Regions from separate parts of the Homo sapiens genome. Here region 1 is linked to region 2. Evidence: chromatin contacts called from ENCODE Hi-C or POLR2A ChIA-PET data. All regions are on one chromosome and are shown on one strand. Each heading gives the region's core, a stretch centred on a gene start or an enhancer-like site at or near the end of the contact. The rest is flanking DNA. Distances are from core to core; before and after follow the strand shown.

Region 1 (4,920 bases), core at 1,891-4,390, 2.1 Mb before region 2:
TGAACTAGTTTACAGTCCCACCAACAGTGTAAAATTGTTCCTATTTCTCCACATCCTCTCCAGCACCTGTTGTTTCCTGACTTTTTAATGATCGCCATTCTAACTGGTGTGAGATGGTATCTCATTGTGGTTATGATTTGCATTTCTCTGATGGCCAGTGACAATGAGCATTTTTTCCTGTGTCTGTTGGCTGCACAAATGTCTTCTTTTGAGAAGTGTCTGTTCATAGCCTTCGCCCAATTTTTGATGGGGTTGTTTGATTTTTTCTTGTAAATTTGTTTAAGTTCTTTGTAGATTCTGGATATTAGCCCTTTGTCAGATGGGTAGATTGCAAAAATTTTCTCCCATTCTGTAGGTTGCCTGTTCACTCTGATGGTAGTTTCTTTTGCTATGCAGAAGCTCTTTAGTTTAATTAGATCCCATTTGTCAATTTTGGCTTTTGTTGCCATTGCTTTTGGTGTTTTAGTCATGATGTCCTTGCCCATGCCTATGTCCTGAATGGTATTGCCTAGGATTTCTTTTAGCGTTTTTATGGTTTTAGGTCTAACATTTAAGTCTTTAATCCATCTTCAATTAATTTTTGTATAAGGTGTAAGGAAGGGATCTAGTTTCAGCTTTCTACATATGGCTAGCCAGTTTGCCCAGCACCATTTATTAAATAGGGAATCCTTTCCCCATTTCTTGTTTTTGTCAGGTTTGTGAAAGATCAGATGGTTGTAGATGTGTGGTATTGTTTCTAATGGCTCTGTTCTGTACCATTGGTCTATATCTCTGTTTTGGTACCAGTACCTTGCTGTTTTGGTTACTATAGCCTTATAGTATAGTTTGAAGTCAGGTAGCATGATGCCTCCAGCTTTGTTCTTTTGGCTTAGGATTGTCGTGACAATGCGGGCTCTTTTTTGGTTCTATATGAACTTTAAAGTAGTTTTTTCAAATTCTGTGAAGAAAGTTATTGTTAGCTTGATGGGGATGGCACTGAATCTGTAAATTACCTTGGGCGGTGTGGCCATTTTCACGATATTGATTCTTCCTATCCATGAGCATGGAATGTTCTTCCATTTGTTTGTGTCCTCTCTTATTTCATTGAGCAGTGGTTTGTAATTCTCCTTGAAGAGGTCCTTCACGTCCCTTGTAAGTTGGATTCCTAGGTATTTTATTCTTTTTGAAGCAATTGTGAATGGGAATTCACTCATGATTTGGCTCTCTGTCTGTTATTGGTGTATAGAAATGCCTGTGATTTTTGCACATTGATTTTGTATCCTGACACTTTGCTGAAGTTGCTTATCAGCTTAAGGAGATTTTGGGCTGAGATGATGGGGTTTTCTAAATATACAATCATGTCATCTGCAAACAGGGACAATTTGACTTCCTCTTTTCCTAATTGAATACCCTTTATTTCTTTCTCCTGCCTGTTTGCCCTGGCCAGAACTTCCAACACTATGTTGAATAGGAGTGGTGAGAGAGGGCATCCCTGTCTTGTGCCAGTTTTCAAAGGGAATGCTTCCAGTTTTTGCCCATTCAGTATGATATTGGCTGTGGGTCTGTCATAAATAGCTCTTATTATTTTGAGATACATCCCATCAATACCTAATTTATTGAGAGTTTTTAGCATGAAAGGCTGTTGCCAATTCCAGTTTCTTAAGGTGACCAGATGTTCCATGTTATTTGTGTCATTCCATTTTTTCAAATGACCTATTCTATGTACAGAAAATCTTGAAGTTATAGATAAACCACGAAAAAATGCAAATAATTGGCCTGGTGCAGTGGCTCATGCCTGTAATCCCAGCACTTTGGGGGGCTGAGGCGGGCGGATCACCTGAGGTCAGGAGCTTGAGACCAGCCTGACCAACATGGAGAAACCCTGTCTCTACTAAAAAGACAAAATTACCCGGGCGTGGTGGTGCATGCCTGTAATCCCAGCTACTCGGAAGGCTGAGGCAGGAGAATCGCTTGAACTTGGGAGGTAGAGGTTGCAGTGAGCCGAGATCGCACCACTGCACTCCAGCCTGGCGACAGAGTGAGGCTCTGTCTCAAAAAAAAAAAAAAAAAAAAAAAAAAAAAAAAGAAAAAAAAGAAAAGAAAGAAAAGAAAGAAGAAAAAATCAAAGTCCTTACTTTGCATCATAATCCGCTAGGTGCAAAGGTCACAAAAGTGATTAAGAATAGCTCACAATGTAGTGAGCTGGAACCTGAAAAACGGATTAGGATTTACACAGGCGAGTGCTCAGAAAAAAGGGTAGTTCAGATAATTGGATCAGAAGAGAAGGCAAAAATGCATGACGTGTTTTTGAGAATTAGAGGAGCCCTCAAAATGTATTAGTGTGATATGCAAAATGCTCGATTTAAGATATTATCCATTAATGAATTTGAAAATGGGGACAAAAATAACTTTTCAGCCGTAATAACTATGCTCCCCTCCCTTTGAGTTTCGAATCTGTATCTTAGAGGCCACACTTGAATGTGGAAAAACTTTGTATTAATGTAAACACTATACAGTGATAAGACACGAACAGTGAAATAACCCCTAAGCTCATCTTATAACTGAACAGATAGGTGGTCAGAGAACTTGGATTTGAACCATGCCTATGCCACTAGCTGGTTGTGTGACCTCCAGCAAGTCACTTCTCAAGATACCACGTTTGCCATCATTAAGACGAGTGTGATCCAAAGGTCCACCTAGCCAGGTTTTGTGAGAATGATTTGAAATGCCTGTGAAAGCATTTCCTCTACCACGTCTGAGATGCTTTTGTTATCTCCAGGTTCTTTCAGGTCTTGAAATTTTGTGCATCACGATCCAAAATGTCTTAAGCATCATCACAAATGCTTGACCGTCCCTCATGAGCGGGTGGCGCTTCGCGCTGCCTGGGTCTGTACAACAGGGTCTTGCAGTCGAAAGCCACACACTCCCGGAGTGCAAGAGGGAGAGAAAGCTCTGCTTTCAGCCGGGAAAAAAAAAGGGCGCAAGACCGGACAGGTCCTGCCACAGACGTTCTCCTATGCTCACGCACAGTGGTCGCTCCTGCGGGAATGGGCAGCAGTGACGTGCCCACGTCGGGCGCGCTGACGTTCGCGTAGCGTGCGCCGCTGGCCAGGTGCGCAATAGTGGGGTATGCGTCACGGTCTGCGCCGCCCGCGGGGCCAGGACGGGGCGGAGCTTCCGCCTGGGCTGGGGTTGGCGAGTTCACCCGCGGCGGAGGGTAACTTTGCTGTGCTGTTTTTTGAGCAGTTGTCTGGTCCCTGGAAGTGTAGCATCGAGAGAGTTTTCTAATTACGTTTACAAAATATCTTCCCTTTGGCCATACAAGTGGTGACTGCCATGTCGAACTCGCGGCCCAGGTCCCGCCGAGACGCCGGGGGTGGCGCTGGGGCAGCCGGCCGGGACGAGCTGGTGTCGCGGTCCTTGCAGAGCGCAGAGCACTGTCTGGGCGTCCAGGACTTCGGCACTGCCTATGCCCACTACCTCCTCGTGCTCAGCCTGGCGCCGGAGCTGAAACACGACGTGAAGGTGAGGGTCCTTTTTTCTCACTTGCTGGCAGATCCAACGTCCTCGTAAAAAAAAAAAAAAAAACAGAAAAAAAAAAAAGCGGAGGGGCTAGGGTGCCTGGGTGGGTGGTTGCTGTTAATATTTAGGGCCCTTTTTTCTCACTTGCTGGCCGATCCAACGTCCTCGTAAAAAAAAAGAAAAGAAAAAAGGCGGAGGGGCTAGGGTGCTTGGTTGGGTGTTTGCTATTAATGTTTACTGTTCAACCTTGACATCTTTCGTTTATTCACACCTACGACCAGCCCAGAGGAAAATCCTGCCGTCTTCACCTTCGAAATATGTCCAGAATCTTACCAGTTCTCACCATCTTCCCCTTTACTACCCTGGTTCGAGCTTCAGTCATCTGCCGGCTGTTGCAGTCGGCTCTCAACTGAGCTCTCTCCTGCAGTCTGTGTCAACATAGCTAGCTTTTTGCAACAAAAGTCAAATGTTGTCATTTCTCAGTTTCAAAACTTTCATCTCGTTTAAAATTTTAAAGGCCCTCGAATTGGAAATGAGGTCTCACGTGATCCTCTTCTCCTTATATCTAATTTAAGCATGCCCTGGCTTGAGGGCTTTTGGATTTGTTATATTGTGTGTAGTAGGAATATAGTGGGCCTCTAGTTGAATAAAGTGTGTAATTAGCCTAAAGTGATTATCATTTAATGATGCGTTCTTTAAACTTCAATTATTGGATTATTTGCAACAATTACTCTGTTGAAATGCTGTTCTTTTTTGAAGTACTTTTAGAATCTAAATTACGAAAAATGATTTAACTTAAAATTGCAATTACTTTGCTTCATTTAGACTGAGGGTTTGTCAACCTCAGCACTATTGACATTTTGAATGGGATAATTCTTTGTTATGGGGGAGGGGAGGTGTCCTGTGCATTGCAGTATGTTTGGCAGCATCCTTGATCTCTACCCACTAAATGTCAGTAGCGTCTAGATGTTTGTAGTTCATGTAAACTTAGTGTAAATTTCAGGACCAGCTGTCCTACTTGAGGAGGAGATGATATGTTGAGATACAGTTTGCTTCTCTTGGTAGGCAGCAATAGAAAAATGGATCAACTCAAGTGATCTTTCCTCAGTTACTTGTTTCTTAGTTTCCTCTTCTGTGAAACAGGGACGCAGCCTCTCTTAAAAATGTTTACTGGGTATTAAAAGTATATTTAGACTGGGTGTGCTGGCTCAGGCCTGTAATCCCAGCACTTTGGGAGGCGGAGGCGGGTGGATCACAAGGTCAGGAGTTTGAGACCAGCCTGGCCAATATGGTGAAAACCTGTCTCTACTAAAAATTAAAAAATTAGGCCGGGCGCGGTGGCTCACGCCTGTAATCCCAGCACTTTGGGAGGCAGAGACGGGTGGATCACCTGAGGTCAGTAGTTCGAGACCAGCCTCA
Region 2 (4,557 bases), core at 854-3,353:
CATCATGAGTTAAGAGTAATAAAGAACAAATACCAAATTCATGAAGGGATTCTCTAAAGTTCTCTGTCCACTTTACTTTTTATCACTTTTCCAGTAAGATTCAGATTTCCCAATTCCTACTTTTAGGCTTAAATGTGCTTGAGAAGTCTCTATTTTTCTAAATTCCATCACCATTAAATGTTTTGATTCCCACTGCTACCACCCTATTTCAAATCCAGGCTTGAACTAGGAAGCTCTGAGACCAACTATGGAACCTGGGTAATTTCTCATATTCTCAAAGTTCCTTCACTTACAAAATGAAAACATTAAGATCTACGTATCAGGATCATGGTGAGTATAAATGAGTATGCATGAGAGAGCCTGGCACAGGGCCTGGCATCAAGCAGGTGCTAATCACCTCTAAGAAACTTTCCTCTTTTCTCTCTCCCTCCTCAGTCCTCCTTTCAGACTTCACAGCAAGACTCATTCTGAAAGGTGAATGTGATCTCCTTAGCCTCCTACTCAAATTCCTCCAAAAGTTCACCGTACCCTAGGACAGTGGTTCTCAAAGTGTAGTCCCCAGGCCAGCAGCACCTCTTGCGCTTGCCTTTCCAAAATTCCTCTAAGGAGAGTTTACTATCTTCCAAACCTGCCAACTCTCCCAACCCCAAGATTTAACTCATCTTTTACATCCTTCCCCCTCTATGATATCTCTCCTATACTACCCAGCTTAAAATCTTTCCTGACCATCCCAGTCTCTAGGACTTTTTCTGACCTCTAATTCCAATTATTTCTGAATACAAAGAGTCTTCATCTTACAATCGGGTCTGTGTCTGGATAAACCCACTGTAAAGTCAAAAAATCTTTAACTGAACCATTGTGTAAGTGTAGGACTGTACTAAGGTGAAAATCTGCAGAGGTCACAAACTAGTTGCACCTGGCCCACCCACAGAAGGTGTGTGTTAACTAAATTGGTTGCAAGTAACATTAAAAATCAAGAAAAAATACGTAAAAATACAGATCTTTGGCCTGTGTTGGAGAAAATCGGATCTGCGTTTGAGAGACCCCCATTCCCACATGGCAACAATCAGCTAAATGGTAAATGTTTCGAGCATTCACCAGCTCTTTCCATTCTAAATAAAGGTTTTCTTTTGACATCTTCAAATATCTCAAATGGTGATTTACATTTCTTATGGATATGTAACTTTTCATGCTTGTTTTGTCTCTCCTAATAGAATACAGCCCTTAAAAAACCTGTCCTTGTCTTTGACTTTTTAAAAACCTCTTGTTACCCTGAACACAAACCGGTATTTAGTGCAAAATTATTGTAAAAGAATATTCTGAACATTGTAGACAACAGCAAAATGCTGAATAATCCACACAGTTTTTCTGGAAACTTTTGGCTTTCTACCAAGTTGGAAAAGTTTTATTAGTTTATGTTTTCTAAACATATGGATTAGGGTACAACTCTTAAGACAGATAATAAAAAATTTTTATATTATTTTGGTTTAGGTCGTCTTTCATTTTCTAATGAGAAATACATATGAAGACAGCATGCCCTCTGCTGAAAGAGATTTAGACCCTGCCCGGCACGCCATGTGACGGAACCTAGATACTGTTTGTAACTTTTAGTTTGAATCCAACTTTTATATCCTGGATTTGATTTCCCAGAAAAGAGTTTCAATTTCACTCTTTGGTAGGAGTCATAGTGGCTTTCTCTGACGCGGCCTCAGGTTAACCATTTACCGGGTTTGGCAGCGACAAGGGAAGAGCCACCTTAACAAAGCTGCCTTGCTGTGGCTCAGAGATAACCTGAGAAACCTAACCAAGATGAGAATTTTAAAACACTGTTTACGTACAGGGCCTTTCTTTGTTAAAGCTTCCATTTGAACCCATTTGCCGACTCCTGCCTGTCCACACATATCCGCACCCCGAACATCAATATTAGGAGAATATTCGATAATACTCTCCTTTTCCTTCCCCCACCCCAAATCCTCCAGGGGGCGCCCCGGAGGACCGCGCTGGCCCCCCGGCGGGAGGGCGGCCGTAGGCGGGAGCCCAGTCCCGACTCCTGGACGCCGCGCGCACTCCCCATACTCACCCGCCCGAAGCCACGGAAGTGCCACCTGACCCCGCCCCTTCCGCCGGATCCTCCCACGCAGGCGCAGCGCCGACTGCAGGCGCGTGGGGCCCGGGGATCGCCTGGGGCTGGGTGGCGGTGCGGGGCATGGCCAGGGTCCCCGTGGACGTGGCCGCGCAGTTCCGGCGTGTGGCGGAGAGCGAGTGAGCGTGAAGGTCTCCCGGCCTGCAGCAGGCTGCGGAAGCTCTGCGCCGGGAAGTTCTCTGGCGGGGGAGGGGAGGGCGGTTTACGGCCTTTGGGGTAGGTTTTGCCCTTTTTAAGATCCACATGAAATCTTTCGCCTCCGAAGTTCGAGGGTAACTTTCGTTCCCTCCTGGCCTTCGCGACACCCTCGAGTCGGACGGAGGCCGAGTCGTGTCCTCACCCCCAGCAGCCTGCGGCGGCCGGGACCCCCGGAGGCCCTTCTTCCGCTCCTTGGAAACTTAAAATGTGGGGTGAGGGAGAGACGCGTTACGTTTGACAGACCGGTGAAATTAAAGACACTCAAGCTTCTCAGAGTGATTTGAAGAAATGCTCAGCGTTCTGCCGAAATATAGTTTTAAGTTTTTAAACCACGGCATGGTTTTTAAAGGCTGAAGGACCCACAGTTTTTTTCTCTTAAAGGGCACGCATTCATTTTGATTAATATTTCTTAACATGCAGCCAAAGCCAGGACTCGGGCTCACTGCTGCAGGGGTGTCCTCGGGAAGTCCCGAGGGGGGAAAGGCGCGCAAGCCTGAAATGGAGATGAAAATAAACAGGCATAATATTTGCTACCTCACTGCGTTGGGCGTAGTAGTAACTAATTCTTAAAAAACGTCTTAGATGACATATAAGTAGTAAAGCCGTTGTATGCTAATCTAGAATTTTTGAGAAAAACTTAATCACCCAAATGTTTGCTATAATGTGATGAAGATAGCATCCATCGGCAGTAGCCAGGATCAAATGACGAGTAGATATGGTTATAAATGGGGCCCATGCAGTATAATTAGTATATGAAACCAAGATGTCAGTCCTCACACAGAATTTGTGTAATGATATGCATTTGGGAGGCTTCAGGCCTTTTCAGCTATTTGATACAGGTTGATTCTTACTGAATACAGAATAATAAAAAATGAATTACTGGTCTCACCATTTTCATTATTACTATTTGGACCAAAAGACTACCACTTTTACTCCAAAGATTGATTGTAGACTCAATAGCCAATGACAGAAAATTAAGCACAAGTCTAAATGAAGCCGAGGATCTAGTAGAAAGAACACAGAATCAAACCTTTCAAATCTCAGCCTATCGAACACAAACAGATTGACAGTTCTTGAGACGGTTTACTTCCTTTCTTTAAACTTGGCGTTGCTCATCTGAACAATTGTTTCGGTAAGGGTTACGTTTGATGAAAGCTCAGTTTGTGCTACCTTAGAAGTGAAGAAGTTTGTTAATTTTAAAATTGAGTTTATCCTTACCTGCTTTTCGTTCTACAAACTCAAACACTTTCATGCATGTCACTTTTTTATTCAGAAGTTTTCTAAACAGTACAGCTTAGGGAACACATTTCCATGGAACATTAGTGTTTTGCAAAATGTTAATAGATTCTTCATGGGAAAAAAATTGCTAGCATCACCAATACTGGCGAAAATATGAACCTGTCATTATGAGGCTATGGGAAATACACTTTTGTAGAGCTCTTGCCAAAAATGTTTAACCTGAATCTGATTGTGAGGAAACACTGAGATAAATTCTGAATGTGATTTGTTCGGACTTTTCAATAAGGTTAATAAGGAAGACAATAAAAAAAGGCAGGAGGACTGATCTACATTAAAGACAGCTGTCAACTAGATAGCCTTAAGGATTTAAAAAATTTGAACCTGGGCTGGGCGCAGTGGTTCACGCCTGTAATCCCAGCACTTTGGGAGGCCGAGGCGGGTGGATCACCAGGTCAAGAGATCGAAACCATCCTGGCCAACATGGTGAAACCCTATGTCTACTAAAAATACAAAAATGAGCTGGGTGTGGTGGCACGTGCCTGTAGTCCTAGCTACTCCGGAGGCTGAGGCAGGAGAATCGCTTGAACCCGGGAGGCAGAGGTTGCAGTGAGCCGAGATTGCGCGACTGCACTCCAGCCTGGCGACAGAGACTCCAGTCTCAAAAAAACAAAACAACAACAACAACAAAAAAGTTGGTAGTTTCAGGTGAATAGTATATGAATGTTCTTTTAACTCATCTATAGATTTGAAAATTTTCAAAATAAATAGTTGAGGACAAATTGTAGCTAGCAATGCTGGAAACCCATTTCTGCCTCCCAGCAGGTGGCAGCAAATTAATACTCCATAACGTACAAGAAAATCATTGCAATTTCCTCGTCTTGGTAAATGTTTTGGATGTTGCAGACTGGCTTTTTTTAGGGATAGGAGCCAAAAGAATATTGTTGCCAGATTATGGATGTTTATGTTAATTTATCAAC

What was found. A loop is a pair of places that touch in the nucleus more often than their neighbours do. ChIA-PET counts read pairs that join two places held with the same protein, here RNA polymerase II (POLR2A). Pooled maps may share reads with other maps.
Region 1: a map of B cell shows a loop between it and region 2 (8-fold over the local background). The contact joins the promoter of PRMT9 here to the promoter of MMAA in region 2. A Hi-C loop is called at or near these places in 2 of 168 maps with a recorded cell type or tissue (B cell and CD4-positive, alpha-beta T cell) and 11 of 50 pooled maps. POLR2A ChIA-PET finds 5 or more read pairs at or near these places in 2 of 52 experiments (HEK293T and OCI-LY7).

Annotation. Positions count from the first base shown.
Region 1 is chr4:147,682,383-147,687,302 of GRCh38, reverse strand. It overlaps PRMT9 (protein arginine methyltransferase 9), which reads left to right and starts at 3,140. Exons shown (of 12, transcript NM_138364.4): 1 at 3,140-3,504. The coding sequence starts at 3,316.
Region 2 is chr4:145,616,931-145,621,487 of GRCh38, reverse strand. MMAA (metabolism of cobalamin associated A) reads right to left here and starts at 2,103. Exons shown (of 7, transcript NM_172250.3): 1 at 2,081-2,103. RefSeq lists silencers at 1,735-1,804, 1,835-2,274.